2 separate regions of the Homo sapiens genome follow, and region 2 is linked to region 1. The links are chromatin loops, found by intact Hi-C in ENCODE. Cell type or tissue: PC-3. All regions are shown on one strand. Region 1 holds the start of LOC124904268 (a long non-coding RNA gene). Region 2 overlaps OSBPL1A (oxysterol binding protein like 1A).

Region 1 (8,000 bases):
CAATCTAGCATGCCCACTTATTAAGGCTCACGCCTGTAACCCCAGCACTTTGGGAGGCCGAGGCAGGAGGATCATGAGGTCAGGAGTTCTAGACCACCGTGACCAACATGGTGAAACCCCGTCTCTACTAAAAATACAAAAAATAGCTGGGCATGGTGGCAGGCACCTGTAATCCCAGCTACTTGGGAGGGTGAGGCAGGAGATCATTTGAACCCGGGAGGCGGAGGTTGCAGTGAGCTGAGATTGCACCATTGCACTCCAGCGCGGGCAACAGGTCGAGACTCCATCTCAAAACAAAAAACAAAAAACAGCAACAACAAAAAACCTGTCTTTCATGGCACTTCTGGCCTCTTGACATCTCTTAATGGGGACCATTTCTTTTTCCCTGATCCTAGGACCCATCCAAGTACAACTCAATCTGCACCATCAAAAGATATCAACAGTGAAAGGTAAGAGGCAGAAGAGAGTCACCCCATTAAAAGTCATGATACCGGCTGAGCGCAGTGGCTCACGCTTGTAAACCCAGCACTTTGGAAGGCCAAGGCAGGCAGATCACCTGAGGTCAGGAGTTCAAGACCAGCCTGGCCAACATGGTGAAACCCTGACTCTACTAAAAATACAAATCTTAGCCAGGCATGGTGGCATGCGCCTGTAATCCCAGCTACTCAAGAGACTGAGGCAGGAGAATTGCTTGAACGCGGGACACAGAGGTTGCAGTGAGCTGAGATCATGCCACTGCACTCCAGTTAGGGCAACAGAGCTAGACTCTTGTCTCAAAAAAAAAAAAAAAGAAAAGAAAAAAAAAGAAAAGAAAAATTAGCCAGGCATGGTGGCACACACCTGTAATCCCAGCTACTTGGGAGGCTGAGCCAGGAGAATTCCTTGAACCTGGGAGGCAGAGGTTGCAGTGAGCTGAGATCGCGCCACTGCATTCCAGCCTAGGCAACAGGGCAAGACTCCATCTCAAAAGAAAAAAAAAAAAGTTATGATACCTTGTCCAGTTTCTGGACCTGAGTCAACTTTGGACATAGAACTATTTACTGAAGGAGAGGCCAGATCCTCCAGGGAAAGATTCTGCAACACCAAAGCAAACATGAACTGTCGTGAATTCCCCCGACCATTCCCAAAGGGACCAATGATCATTTACTCAAGAAACTATACAGTGGAGAAAGCGGATCACCAAGACATCTCACAAGCTGTTAGATCTAAGGTCCAAACTGGCACTGACACCAAGAGATCCAAAATGTCATGAGGCCCCTGTGTTAGAAAGGGGGCATGCATGGGAGTGAGATGATAAATGGCGCCCTGGCTGAGGTCTGGCTCACGGTGCGGGTGCTGGTTGGGTCCAGAAATACACCTAGTGGTCATTCTCCTAGTCCCTGAATATGAAATTGGAATAGACACACTTAGTTGTTGGTACAACCCTCACATTGCCATCTTGGTCTATTGTATAGGAGCCAAATGGAAGTGGCTACTCACCCCCAGCCATGGCCAAGACATATCAAAACCAATATCCCATATGGGAAGGGATGGCAGAAATCAGTGCCACCCTTAAAAACCTAAGAGAATGCAGGGGCCATGGTCCCTATCATATTTCCATTGAATTCACTCATCTGCCACTATAAAACCCAGATGGAATGTGGAGGATGACACTGAACTTCCAGAAACTCAACCAAATAGTGACCCCAATTATAGCCACTCTGCCACCTCAGGTACATGGTAAGCAGCAACCGATAGGGCAAATGTACCTTTTCTATCCCTATTAGGAAAAAAAATCAAAGACAGTTTGGATTCACATGGACAAGAGTATACATGTACAGCTTCCGCCTCATGCCATCTGGGAATCTGGCAGCAAATCACACTGGTCCACTTTATCAATAACATTGTCAATCAAGAAAAATGATGAGACAAGTCTCAATCATTTTAGATTTATTTGCCAAAGTTAAGGACACGCACCCAGGAGACAGACATCTTTCTCTGAAGATGATTTTTGAGGGCTTCAAATTTAAAGGGGAAAGGGCAGGATATTGAGAAGTACACAATTTTCAGGTAAGGGGGTGGGTGGGAAAAGATAGTCATGCCTTTGTCTGGCTCCATGAATCTGCATGTTTTTACATAAGATGACATAAACGGGGCAGAAGAAAAACGTAGGGAATCTGCATTCTACATAACACAGACAAAATGGGGCAGGGGAACAATTAGATATGCATTTGCGTGTGGTGGGCCTGGGTGACTGCACCTGTAAAGATAAGCTATCACTTTGCATTGCTCACTAGGAATTTCCTTGTGAGCAAAATATGGGGGAGGCATGTAGCTTTTCCTCTTGTAGCCACCTTATTTAGGAACCAAAAGGGGGAGGCAGGTTTGCATGACCCAGTTCTCAGCTTGATTTTTCCCTTTGGCAAAATGAGTTTGGGGTCCCAAAATTTAATTTCCTTTCATAACATCATGCTAACAGAACCAGGAGAAGAGGCTTCTTCTCCACGAGGCTAGGATGTTCAAAGCCTTGGTAAGACATATCTGATCCAGTGGGTGGGAGGTAAAACTTAGGAAGAATTCAGGAGCTTTTCCATGTCAGTAAATTTTTAGAAGTTCACTGGTCTGGGCAATGACAAGACACTTCCTCAGAAGAATAAATTACTGCATCTTGCACTTCCCATAACAGAAGGGAGCACAGTGCCTGGTTGGCTTCAACAGGTTTTGGGGCAGCTTATTCCACACCTAAAGATAATGCTCTGATTCGTATGCTAGAAGGCACCAAAGGCTGCCTGAACATTGGGGTCCTTGCATCCAAGGACCAGCAGGCAAGAATAGTCACCATCTTAGCAGAAGTAATTGAACTTGATCAGCAGAAAAAAGTAGGGCTGTACACATTGGGGATGTACGTGGAAGAACAGGTTTAGCATACGATGAGAAACTCAGGTGTGTCCTGGTATTCTCTTGTCCAATTTTTATGGTAAATGGACAAGGGCAGCAACTCCAGCCTAAGAAGGGCATGGTATCCAGGGGCTCAGACCTCCAGGGATGAGGGTTTCCAGAGTATCCACGTATCCATGACTGACTGTCCCAGTGTATAAAGGCCTGGCTGCTCATCCCCAACAGGGACAACTTTGAAGCATCATCTCCTCTGCAAAGCTTCGCACACAGCAGAAAGGCTGAGGCATCGCTTGAGCCGGCAGCACTACTTGACTTGTCCACTCCTGTCCACTTCTTCCCCACCCTCGTGCACAGGTGTGATGCCACGAGCACTCCATAAACCTGCTGCCCACTCATCTCCATCTCAGCTTCCCTGAGAACAGATCTAGAACAAATTATATGTATATATTTCAAGGCAGTCATTCTCCATCAAATGAAACGATACGTGTCAAGTTGTCTGGGCATCGCCTGAAACACAGTAGGCCTTCAATACATAAACATGAGAAATGGTCTCCTAGGAAATCCTAAAGCCCAGGATTATACATATATTCTGTATGTTAGGTGAGATAGAGAGAATTTCTGAGACACAGAACATAGGAAGCATTTATTGTATTTGTTTATTTACTATTTTAGAGACAGGGTCTTGCTCTGTCATCCAAGCTGGAGTGCGGTGGTGCCATCATAGCTCACTCACTGTAGCCTCAAACTCCTGGGGCTCAAGCGATCCTCCTGCCTCAGCCACCAGAGTAGCTGGGACTACAAGCACATGCCATACATCCAGCTTTGAGTTTTTTAGAGATGGGGTCTTGGCTGGGCACGGTGGCTCATGCCTATAACCCCAGCACTTTGGGAGGCTAAGGCAGGCAGATCACTTGAGCCCAGGAGTTTCAGACCAGCCTGGGCAACATGGCAAAACCCTGTCCCTACAAAAAATACAGAAAATTAGCCAGGTACAGTGGCACATGCCTGTGGTCCTAATTCCTGGGGAGGCTAGGGTGGGAGGATCACTTGAGCTCTGGATGTGGAGGTTGCAGTGAGCTGAGATTGCACCACTGTACTCCAGCCTTGGCGACAGAGCGAGACCCTGTCTATAGAGAAAGAGACAGAGACAGAGAGAGAAAGAGAGAGATATGGTGGGGGGCGGGAAGAGGGGGTCTTGTTATGTTGCCCAGGTTGGCCTCTAACTCCTGACTTCAAGCGATCCTCCTGCCTTCGCCTCCTGTGTAGCTGGGATTATAGGTGTGAGCCACTACACCCGGCTCTGGAAGCATGTGTTTTACAAGCATTCTCAGCTGGGCGTGGTGGCTCATGCCTGTGATCCGAGAACTTTGGGAGGCTGGGGTAGGAAGACCGCTTAAGGTTCAAGACCAGCCTGGGCAACACGGTGAAACCCTGTCTCTACAAAAGATTTTTAAAAATTAGCCAGGTACAGTGGCGCACGCGTATAGTTCTAGGTGGAAGGATCTGTTGTGCCCAGACGTTCAAGGCTGCAGTGAGCTATGAGGGCCCCACTGCACTCCAGCATGGGTGAAAGAGTGAGATCCTGTATCTAAATAAATAAATAAAAATTAAAAAAAAATAAAAGTATTCTCAATTCTGCTAAAAGGTCAGTGCAACAATCCAAATATTCATTATACATACCATATTCCTATTTTAAATTGATTATAAAAGGCATAAAAACTTTATAACTGCATCTGAAAGTAAAGTAAGGAACAAATACTAAACACAGTATTTTAAAATTCTGGTATTCTGATTTTTACCAAAGAACACTAGGGGGCACTAATGTACCAAGAAAAGCCCAAAGGTGCCTCAAGAGCTGGGGAACTGCATGATTTTTTTGTTTGTTCTGTTTTTGTTTGAGACAGAGTTTCGCTGTGGTCACCCAGGCTGGAGTGCGATGGCGCGATCTCGGCTCACTGCAACCTCCGCCTCCCAGGTTCAAGTGATTCTCCTGCCTCAGCCTCCTGAAGTAGCTGGGATTACAGGTACCCGACACCAGGCCCAGCTAATTTTTTTGTATTTTTAGTAGAGACAGGGTTTCACCATGTTGGCCAGGCTGGTCTTGAAGTCCTGACCTCAGGTGATCCACCCGCCTTGGCCTCCCATAGTGCTGGGATTACAGGCATGAGCCACCGTGCCAAGCTGGGGAGCTGCATTTTTTAAATATTCCAGAGGATAAGAGTTTAAAGTGCTTTATAATAAGCCAAATCCCTTTTCAACTCAACATTCTACTTACTGAATCACAGGATCATAAGATATTTTAAAATTATCTTCATGGTAAATGATCACATAGGAATGAGATAACTTGATTCTTTTCATGAGAATTAGAAACCAAACTCTTTGCACAATTCAGTCATGCTTAGATATTGAGCACATACATTTTTTAATTTTAATGTTTCCTACATAACACAATCATGTAACTTCAGCTAAATGTTATTTTCTAAGACAACAGATAACAAAATACAGCAGATCTTCAAACAACACCATTTCATTCAACATCATTTCATTGCAATGTTCACAAGAAAAAAAAATCGATTCTTGGAGGGGGCCAATGTCTGTTGGAGTTCACATGTCCTTGTGTCTGCGTGGGTATCTCAGGTACTCTGTTTTCTTCTCACCTCCTAAAGATGTGCATAGCAAGTGAACAGGCATGTCTGAACTGTCCCAGTGTGAGTGTGGGTGTGTATGTGAGTGGCCCTGTGACAAGATGCATCCTCTCCAGGCCTGGATCCCCCTGTGCTCCCTGAGCTGCCGGGATAGGTTCCAGCCACCCTCACACCTGAACTGGAATAAATGGGTAAATAATTATCTTGTTTTTACTAATGTTTCTAAATGTATGAATAGCTCACATTTATTTCAATGTTTAATATCAGAAGTGTTTGCTCTTCATTTAGAAGTGTGGTAATTTTCTTTTCTTTTTTGGCACAGAGTCTCACTCAGCTGCCCAGGCTGGAGTGTGGTGGCACAACTGCGGCTCACTGCAGCCTCAACTTCCTGGGCTCAAGTGATCCTCCCATTTCAGCCTCCCGAGTAGCTGGGACTACAGATGCATGCTACCACATCTGGCTAATTTTTGATTTTGTAGAAGTGAGGTCTCCCTATGTTGCCCAAGCTGGTCTTGAACTCCTGGGCTCAAGCAGTCCACCTGCCTCAGCGCCCCAAAGTGCTGGCATTACAGACATGTGCCACTATGCCTGGCAGTGATGTTTTTTTGTGACTATAATTATTCTGTAGGAACTTAACTCTTGTTTATATGCATTGGCCTATGGTGAAGTTGGTTTCCTTATACATCGTTTATCCAAAAGTTAGTTTCCAAAAATCTATCATTGACATTAAGTGAGGACTTACTGTATATATGCTGATGCTCATGTCAAACTAAGGCTCAATTTAGCATGGTCTCACGTTCAAAGTTCAAGAAAATAGCAGAAATGGCCAAATATGTAAAGAGCTGAACATAGATAAATGAACTTATTTGATCTAGGTGATTACAGAGATGGGAGGTAAAACTTACCTTGTGCTCATGGGGACACAAAAAACAAGACATGATAATTCCTTGCTAGCAAGATTAATGCAACTTAGTAGCAGAGTTAAGACACAGACTACAGACTGGGTGCAGTGGCTCCCTCCTATAACCCCAGCACTTTGGGATTGAGAGCACTTGAGGTCAGGAGTTTGAGACCAGCCTGGCCAACCAACATGGTGAAACCCTGTCTCTACTAAAAATACACACTATGGTGGCACATGCCTGTAATTCCAGCTACTCAGGAGGCTGAGGCAGGAGAATCACTTGAACCCGAGAGGCGGAGATTGCAGTGAAGTGAGATCGTGCCACTGCACTCCAGCCTGGGTGACAATGGGAGACTCCATCTCAAAAAAAAAAAAAAAAAAAAAAAGACATAGACAAAAATAACACTAATACAAGGTAGAAGACGAATGAAAGTGCTGTACTGTGCCCAGGAATCCTGGAAGAGTATAGTTTCCTTCCAGCTGCAAGATGTTAGGAAAGAATTTATGGATATTACATTTGAGTAGCACTTTGAATGGGTAGATCTGGGCCATGTAGAAATAGATGACAATAGAATTTTCTTAGGTATATAGAAAAGAATGAGCAAGACCATAAAAAAAAACAGCAAGTAGTTCACGTAGTCAGGCAAATCGAGCCATCTGCAGCTCATATTTGAAACCCCACAAAGTCAAGCATAGAAATTAACCACAACCTTTATTGTTTATTATAAAAGGTTCTTTTTTCTCAGCTTGAGTTAAGACTCCATATCTGGTTCACAAGTATCAATTTATGAACAAATAGACAAGAGTGGTATAAAATGTACTAATTCAAACATGCTTAGCACATACAGAATTGACTCATGGTAACGTATTAAAAGTTAGTTAAATCTAGTCATTAGAATAATGAAAAGTGTGAAACAATATAATAATAAATTTGTTCTTTAACTCATGATAAATTCACATAAAGCTTCCAATCACGTGCTTACGAAATAACCTTTAGGTATCATGTTGGACTATGGTCAACAACTAGAATATACAAGAAATACACTCTATGTCATAGTTAATTTTGCATATCATTTAAATAATCAAAAAAACATTAATATGGGGTAAAGCAACTTTTAGCTATGAAAGGATAAGACAACTGTTATCCTGAAAAAATGAGCATAAAGCTGGACAAAATTGTCAAAACTAACCATTTTGTGGTGCTGGATATCCATTAAAGAAACAAACTGAGAGGCAGTTACTCCAGAGGAATGGCAGGAACTTGGAGGAAGAACACTGGGAGTCTTTAGCTTTCTAGCCACAGGCTATTAGTCCTCCCCACCTCCCCAAACAAGTCTGACCAGGGCAGGCCTGGCAGTGAAACCCAGCAGTTTTGCTGCCAGAGGGAAATGACTTGATTTAAAACAAAAGGCAAAAACCCAGTAAAAGTAGCAAATACAGCAGAAAACAAATGAGAACACCTACATGCTTGCTAGCATGAGGCTGCTTTTTCTATTAGAGTGTCTAGCTTTCTACCGCTGCTATAACAAATGACCACAAACTCGGTGGCTTAAAACAACAGAAAGAAATGTGTTACC
Region 2 (8,000 bases), 130 kb before region 1:
CCTCACCCCCCTCCTTACTCCTCCTCTATACTTTGCTCTCAAACCTCTCGCTATAATATAGTCAGGCTATCCCCACCCTTCCCCTAAAGGGCTCTAAGAAAGGTCGCTAATTACTTCCACATTGCAAAGTACAATGGTCATTTTTCAATTCTTATTTTGACTCATCCACCACATCTGATGCTGCTGAATTCATTCCTCCCTTCCTCATATCTTGCAAGGCCTGTGAAGTGAAGGAAGCATAAGATCTGGTCCCTGCGCATGGCCCAGCAGCGGGGAAGTGTTTTGTGAACAAACGAGTTCAGTAGATTTCTCTAGGTGATCACAGGAGTCTGAATGGGGGCAGCGGGCTACAAAGGAGGCATCAGTCAACTTTACAGAGTGGAGAATGTTGTATCAGGAAAGAACTGTGGCTGATGATTGAGCTGCGTTCGCTGACAAGGAGTAAGAGTGGGGATGAGGACAGTTACAATACAGGAGCTGTCCCAAGCAATAAGAACACCATGGCCAACACAGCGAGGAATGCACTGTGCAGTGAGATGGCAGTGGAAGGCACAGAACGGGCAGACATGAGACTGTGAGTCAGTCTTAAAGCTGACTACATAGGATAAATAAAAAGCAAACACAGGCTGGGCGCGGTGGCTCACACCTGTAATCCCAGCACTTGGGGAGGCTGAGGTGGGTGTATCACTTGAGGTCAGGAGTTCAAGACCAGACTGGCCAACATGATGAAACCCTATCTCTACCAAAAATACAAAAATTAGCCCGGCATAGTGGCACTCCCCTGCAATCCCAGTTACTCGGAAGGCTGAGGCAGGAAGAACTGCTTGAACCCAGGAGGTGGAGGTTGCAGTGAGCTAAGATTGAACCACTGTACTCCAGCCTGGGAGAGACAGCGAGACTCTGTCTCAAAAGAAAAAGGTAGGTAGCGGGAAGAAATATAAAATGAAGCTAGGGATGAGGTAGTCTCCCGATACATGTCATGAGGTTCTGTATACTCACTAGAGAGGAATCATAAACTCTGAGCTTTGTAGTTTCAAAGGCAAAGAAGTAAACATCAATTACATGATTTACAGTGCCTGTGAAATAAAAACTAGTTGCTTAAAAGCCAAAGCTCAGTGATTTCTAGTGCAATGAATAGAGAGATGTGGAATGTATACTGTGTGAAATAGTTTGGGCTTACTCTGTCAGTAACAGAGAACCATTCTTGAGAGATTATACCTTCAAAGCCTTGGTCACACCAATCTATCGCTAGTACAGCATCGTTTCATGTGGAGACTCATGGTTCTATAGATATTTCAGTTTAAACATGTTTAGCTCAATACCAAAGAGGGCATAGCCACTGTGGAGGTTGCTGATGAAAGTCAAAGCCTATCCATAGAAGTTATTTTCAAGTCTCCCTGTAAAACAAATCAGTGCTACATCTTGGTATCTATGAAGTGATAAATCAATCTTTTTTTTTTTTTGGCTTTTTTTTGAGACGAAGCCTCGCTCTGTCACCCAGGCTGGAGTGCAGTGGCACGATCTCGGCTCACTGCAACCTCTGCCTCCCTCACGCAAGTGATTCTTGTGCCCCAGCCTCCCAAGTACCTGGGACTATAAGCGCGCGCCACCATGCCCGGCTAATTTTTGTATTTTTAGTAGTGACAGGTTTCACCATGTTGGCCAGGCTGGTCTTGAACTCCTGGCCTCAGGTGATCCGCCCACCTCGGCCTCCCAAAGTGCTGGGATTACAGGCATGGGCCACCACGCCCCACCAATAATTCAATCATAAAATTCTGGGTTCTTCAATGTTCCCCCACATATAAACATCAAAATGTTAGTGGGTAATATATTAATGCCTTAGTAGAAAGCATGAAGGGAAGAGGTGCATCCTGCCTCCCATGTGCTGGTTGCAGTGCTCTCTTGCAGTAGGGTTAGGCCACGACACTCAGGCTTTCAGGACAAACAAGGAGAGGGAGGAGGGAGGAATGGGGAGTTGGTAGTTAATGGGGATGGAGTTTCAGTTTGGGATGACAAAAAAGTTCTGGAGAGAGATGGTGGTGATGGTTGCATAGGAAAGTAAAGGTTCTTAATCCCACTGCATTGTACACTCAAAAAGGGTCACGTTGGAAAGTTTATGTTATGTATATTTTACAATAAAAACAACAACAAACAAACAAAAACCAGGCAAACACACAAAAACCTGTCCCTAAAAGCCAATGAGCTAGCTATCATGTTGGATGCATGGACTATATTCTGGTCTGGTTAACTCTTACCTCATTGCCAGGAAAACTGGTTGATTTTTCTAGAGCCATATTTTTTTAATGCAGCAGAAGGAAGGTATTTTTACAATATACATAGCTAGACTTCAGACAATGGCAGCCTGTCGTTATTCTTTTTATTTCCCACTCCATTTTCTCCTTAATAAACATATACGTTTCTATAACAGGCAAAACCACTCAAAAATTTTAGGAAACTTCTGACCCCTGAAAAACAGCATAAAAGATTTATGAAATAGCCCTACATTATTTACTGAACTTTTGATGAGCACTTAGGAAAATCTGTGCAGCCCTGAGTAATGACGGGAAATGGAATACTCTTGATAAGCACTTATTTGTGGGTGTGTTTACTCCCATCTAGTTCCAAAAGGATTCAGGTGACTCAGTCGATGATTATATTTTATAGGGAAACCATCAAGCCACGTGCAGTGGTGTGCACCTGTAGTCACAGCTGCTCGGCAGGCTGAGGTGGAGGATCACTTAAGCCCAGGAGTTTGAGACTGGGCAACAGAGCGAGACCCTGTCTCTCAAAAACATTAAGAAGTGTCAGAATAACACCTTGAAAAACATATATTTTACAAGATAAAATGCTCTAGTTTACAGAAGCATTGAAGGTGGACAGAATCTTTACCTGATTAGTTCCTCAATTAAAACAGCAGTATTAATAGAATTAAAATGTAAAATCTCACAAAGTTTGCTTTAATGTTATGGGTCGACAATGGCCCAGATCTTTAAAGTTCTTTTTGTTTGTTTGTTTTGAAACAGACTCTTGCTCTGGCACCCAGTCTGGAGTGCAGTGGCGTGATCTCAGTTCACTGCAACCTCCGCCTCCTGGATTCAAGCAACTCTCCTGCCTCAGCCTCCCTAGTAGCTGGGATTACAGGCGCCCACCACCACGCCCAGCATTTTTGTATTTTAGTAGAGATGGGGTTTCACCATGTTGGCCAGGCTGGTCTTGAACTCCGGACCTCAAGTGATCCACCCACTTTGGCCTCAAAGTGCTAGGATTACAGGTGTAAGCCACTGCACCTGCTTTAAGATCTTTAAAGTTCTGTCCATGTTAGAACTCAGAATTATTTTAAACACATTCAGATTGAACACAGTCTCCTTTCTCATCAAAATAGCATGGAAGCCAATGAATGGCTATTGCCGGCTTATGGTGACTTTAACTTTACTCTAGAATTAAGATCCTGACCGCTATGCTCCTTTTTGTAATTGAGTGAGAGAACTTTCCAAGAGTTGATTTGTTAATTTTTCCTACTATTAAAAGGCTGAAAGAAGAGGCCATAAAGTTCACAATATAAACATGCCAACAATTCTTGTAAGTTATCCTGATAAGCACTTTTTTATCCTGACCTTTGGAAACCAGCCTGAGAACAAATAGTACACAAAGCAGCAAGATGGGGAAGAACTGTGGATAATGTCCAAGTCACCCTTCCTCCTGTTACTGAAGGTAACAGAAAACAGCCAGGAAACGCACACATGCTTAATTTAATACCTTTATTGTTTACGGTTTCCCACGTACCAGGCATGTTCTGAAAATGTCCAAAGCAACCCAAGGTACAGCTTAAAATATCAGTGCCAAATTTTTATTTAGCCTTGAGGTACAACTGCATAAACTCAGAAATAGCACAGTAAATATGAAGAACACAAAGAAAGTAAACACAACCTAACATATTTAAAGTGAATCATAAACTGAAAACCGGGATGAGTCCAGAGGGGGCTGCCAAGAGACTGCTGCAATAATTTACTAAGGAAGTGACAAAAGCTTGAAACAGATTCTTGGCAGCAAGCAACAAGAGTCGGAGACATTCTAGACAGATCCTCTCTGAATGATGTCCAAGGTCAAAATTAGCCAAATGGTAGGGTATTGCTTGTGACAGAGTTTCTTAAAAGTACCGGCTCATCCCCAAGCAACTAAATCTACTACTGTTTTCTACAATTTGTAACATCTGCACATGTAATGGAACATGAGGAGTTATACAAACCGTAGTGTGTGGGCTACTGGAAATCTTACGTGGATCTATTTTGGGCTACCAAATCCAGAGCTTCCCAATTTGTCTTGTTTCTCAACATTATTTTTAGGAAGGTCACATTATGCATTAACTCTACAAAGAAAACAATTCTAGAACTAAAGGCCAGTTGCAGAATAATCCATAGTTAGAAAACAAAGTATTTTCATGTGACTTCGATGTAATAAGTCAACATTTACTAAGTACCTACCACACATCAGGTAAAGTGCAAGTTGCTGAAGCAGTTTGGAAAGATGAATGATATGGCTGGTGCCCTCCAAGTGTTCAAGATTTAAAAGATGTACTCTTACATCTGCTGAGAAATGCTAAAACTGGTTTCAGTTTCATGATATAACTATCTATTGGTTTTGCCCATCTACGCTATCGGATTTTATGCATTATTCATGCACATTTCAACCAAAATAGCATTAAGGGGAACGCTTAGCAAGAAAGCCTTTCTAGAGCAACTGATCTCAACATGTTTCTCAAAAGGAAAATGAACACACAGTAAGAAAAGTAATGCGTTCTGAACCTACAATATTCAAAGAGCAGGAATTTTCCGTGAAACTGCTCTCAGACTAGTTACTAAAGAAAAACCACCATGAAATTAGTTATTTAACCAGTAATAAGTGTTTCAAAAACAACTCCTTAGAAGATTATGAGAGATTCCTAAAGTCATGTACCTTTAGTTTTCTCTCCTTTAACTAATTTTCATCTGCCCCCTCCCTGGTAGCAGTATCCTATCTCCAACTTTACTGTAAACCCCTTGGGAACAAATGTCATTTTCTAATATCAATACTATCTCATCCCTCCTTCCTCCTTTGCTACCCATCCCTACTCTCCCCTGCAGAATCCAAAGTGGTGAATATAGATGCATAAAATCACCATGCATTCCTGATTATCTTAGGCTCATTATTGAATAACAATATATTTTTAGGGAGGACAGAAACATCAATGACATTTCTTCAACAACCTGCATTCGACAAGCATTTAGAGAACTCTGATTCTGTGCTACGTACTTCAGGGATGTAAACAGATATGGTCCCTATTATATTTTTCTTTCTTTCTTTCTCTCTTTCTCTCTCTCTCTCTTTCTTTCTTTCAGACAGAGTCTCGCTCTGTTGCCCAGGATGGAGTGCAATGGCGCGATCTCGGCTCACTGCAACCTCCGCCTCCCAGGTTCAAGCTATTCTCCTGCCTCAGCCTCCCAAGTAGCTGGGATTACAAGCATGTGCCACCATGCCCGGATAAAGTCTTTTGTATTTTTAGTAGAGGCAGGGTTTCACAATGTTGGCCAGGCTGGTCTCAAAACTCCTGGCCTCAAGTGATCCACTCGCCTTGGCCTCCCAAAGTGCTGGAATTACAGGTGTGAGCCTCTGCGGGGTCCTATTATCTTACAAACAAAACACAAGGAGGCTATAAAAGAGATGTAAACTGAAGGAAACACAAAAAAAGAAACTAATTCTGCCCGGAGGAGTCAGGAAAGGCTACCCAGGAGAAGAGGTATTTGAGAGCCTTGGTGGACAAAGTAGCAAAAAGAAAAAACAACACTGATAGGGTAGAAATATATATGAATATATATGAAGAACCACTTTCTTCTTCTATAAAGCATTTCTATAAGCTTATTTGAAGAATACTTTATCCACAGTGGTTTCTCATGATATCTTTTTGTTTCAATGCGCATGAATGTCTAGCCCTTTTCCCAGGAAGTGTTCCCTTACAGCTATATCCGAAATTTCACTTGACATAACCATTTCATTCCTTAAACACACCCACTCCCACACCCACACACGCAATGAGGACAAAATGTGAGGCTTCATTAAATTTATCTCCTTTTAAATAAGTTTACACAATGGAATTTAATCAAATTTGTGGGGAAAAAAATCTGTGTGCTTTATGGAGTTTTATGAAATGTTTCGTCACTGAGCTTACTGGAAAAATAATTTTCTCAAGCGATCCCAGGGGGGACGCCAGGGGGCTGGAAAAATTCCTCTCTTACACTGCTGGCTCTGCACCAAGGCTTGCTTCACCCACCTTATGAGTAGATTTCCATTGATCTTGCTTATCTGAAAAAGCTTAAAGGGATATGATAAAGGGAAACAGGAAACCACATGGACTTTAGATCTAATGAAGTTATCCCTTTATTTTAAAGTAACACGAGTTAACAACTTTTTAAAAGATTAAACATTTAGTGAAAATATTTTTTAAATCTTTTAAGAAGAGTAAGTTGAAAAATCTTTTTTTTTCATACCTTCTCAATATCAGGATAGGCTTGATTTCATCTATCGTCATGATTTAGTTGTTAAAATTAAGCTTCAAATGAAGTGGAGGTTTGTATACTTTTCATTGCTCTTTACTAACTGTGCATCCAACTGCCTGACATCACTACTGCATCTGAGGCCTGGAGGAGGCACTGGTATAGTAAGTGGAGGGAACAAGGGGACAAAGTGAGTGTGAAGAGGCAGTAGGGTCTGGATCATGTCGAGAGCCTTGAAGGTCCGTGAAGGCATCTGAGTTTCATTTTAAGTGCAATGAGAAACCACTGAAAAATTCTAGGTGAGGGAATGCGATGATGTGATTGTCAACAAAGGATCACCATGGATGGTGTGTACGGGATGAACGTCAGCAGGCCAAGGCTGGAAGCACCAAGATCAGTTAAGAGGCTAGAGGAAAGTAGGTGCAGTGCGGGTCACCATAATGAGAGCTAATATCTGCTAGCCCCTTAGTGTGCCTGGCACTGTTTTAAGTACATTACAAATATGTATTAGTTAATTCTTTGCAATGATCCTATGACCCATTTGCAGATGAAGAAATGAGGCAGAGGAAAGTGAAGTAACTTTCCCAAGAGTAGGGGAATGGTAGAGCTTTGACTAAGCAAGAGCCTTCAGCTTGAGTACCTATACTTTTAACTGCTACCCTCCATTAGTAAAACACAGATGAATTCAAGATATGATTTGAAGGCAGAATGGCCAGGCCTCGATTCTATGTCTCATGGAAATGTCACGAATCACTCCTAGTTTCTGGCTTTAGGAGATGAAGAGGTGCCATTTACAAAAATGAGGCCAATTCCAGGAGAAATAGTATCTGGGAGGAAGAGCAAGCATTTGTTTTTTATACATAAAGCTGACAGCTGAATATGTAAGTCTCTAGCAAGAGATCAAGGCTGGAGATATAAATTTGGGGACTGTGGCAGTCAGCACAAGGGCTTCCCCAAGACGTCCATGTCCTTATCTCTGGAACCTGTGAATATGTTACCTTTCATTAATAAAAGGGACTTTGCAGATATGATTAAGTTACGTATATTGAGATGGGGAGATTATACTGGATCATCTGAGTAGGTCCAACGTAATGCCATAGGTCTTTATAAAAGGGAAGGAGCAAGGCCAGAGTCACGGGCAGTCAGAGAGAGACTTCCAGATGGAGGATGGGGCCTTGAGCCAGGGAATGCAGGCAGGTCCCTAGAAGCTAGAAAAGGCAAGGCAACAGTCTCTTCTAGAGCCTTTAGAAGAAACACAGCCCTGTGGACACCTTGATGTTGGAACTTCTGACCACCAACTGTAACAGAATATATTTGCATTGTCTACTAAGCCACTAAGTTTGTGGTGATCTATTGCAGTAGCAATAGCAGACTAATACAGGAATTTCAAGTTAGTATTTAGTTATACAATATTGAAAGTGTAGGTGAAGGAAGCAATAACTAAACAAAAGTCTCCTTGAGAAGTCACAAGGA

Evidence for each region. Hi-C counts contacts between places; a loop is a spot of excess contacts. Peaks named below come from ENCODE experiments on the same cell type or tissue, not always from the same donor. Only the 100,000 strongest peaks of a DNase experiment are listed, where the experiment ranks them.
Region 2: a loop joins it to region 1, with 3 times the contacts of the local background. A loop is called at or near these places in 1 of 110 quality-filtered maps.

What each region holds. Positions count from the first base shown.
Region 1 is chr18:24,355,211-24,363,210 of GRCh38, forward strand. All of the region lies in intron 4 of OSBPL1A (oxysterol binding protein like 1A), which reads right to left. LOC124904267 (a long non-coding RNA gene) reads left to right here. Exons shown (of 3, transcript XR_007066312.1): 3 at 4,782-4,820. It overlaps LOC124904268 (a long non-coding RNA gene), which reads left to right and starts at 4,866. Exons shown (of 3, transcript XR_007066314.1): 1 at 4,866-4,901; 2 at 5,639-5,713. In PC-3, a CTCF peak has its summit at 4,686 (motif pointing right); DNase peaks (open chromatin) are centred at 4,721 and 7,751; H3K4me3 peaks cover 380 bases.
Region 2 is chr18:24,228,295-24,236,294 of GRCh38, forward strand. All of the region lies in intron 16 of OSBPL1A (oxysterol binding protein like 1A), which reads right to left. Among named protein-coding and RNA genes, the nearest start is that of MIR320C2, 89 kb to the right of the region's middle. RefSeq lists an enhancer at 5,335-5,944. In PC-3, no CTCF peak of the experiment used is centred here; DNase peaks (open chromatin) are centred at 167, 557, 2,627 and 3,937; H3K4me3 peaks cover 753 bases; H3K27ac peaks cover 4,191 bases.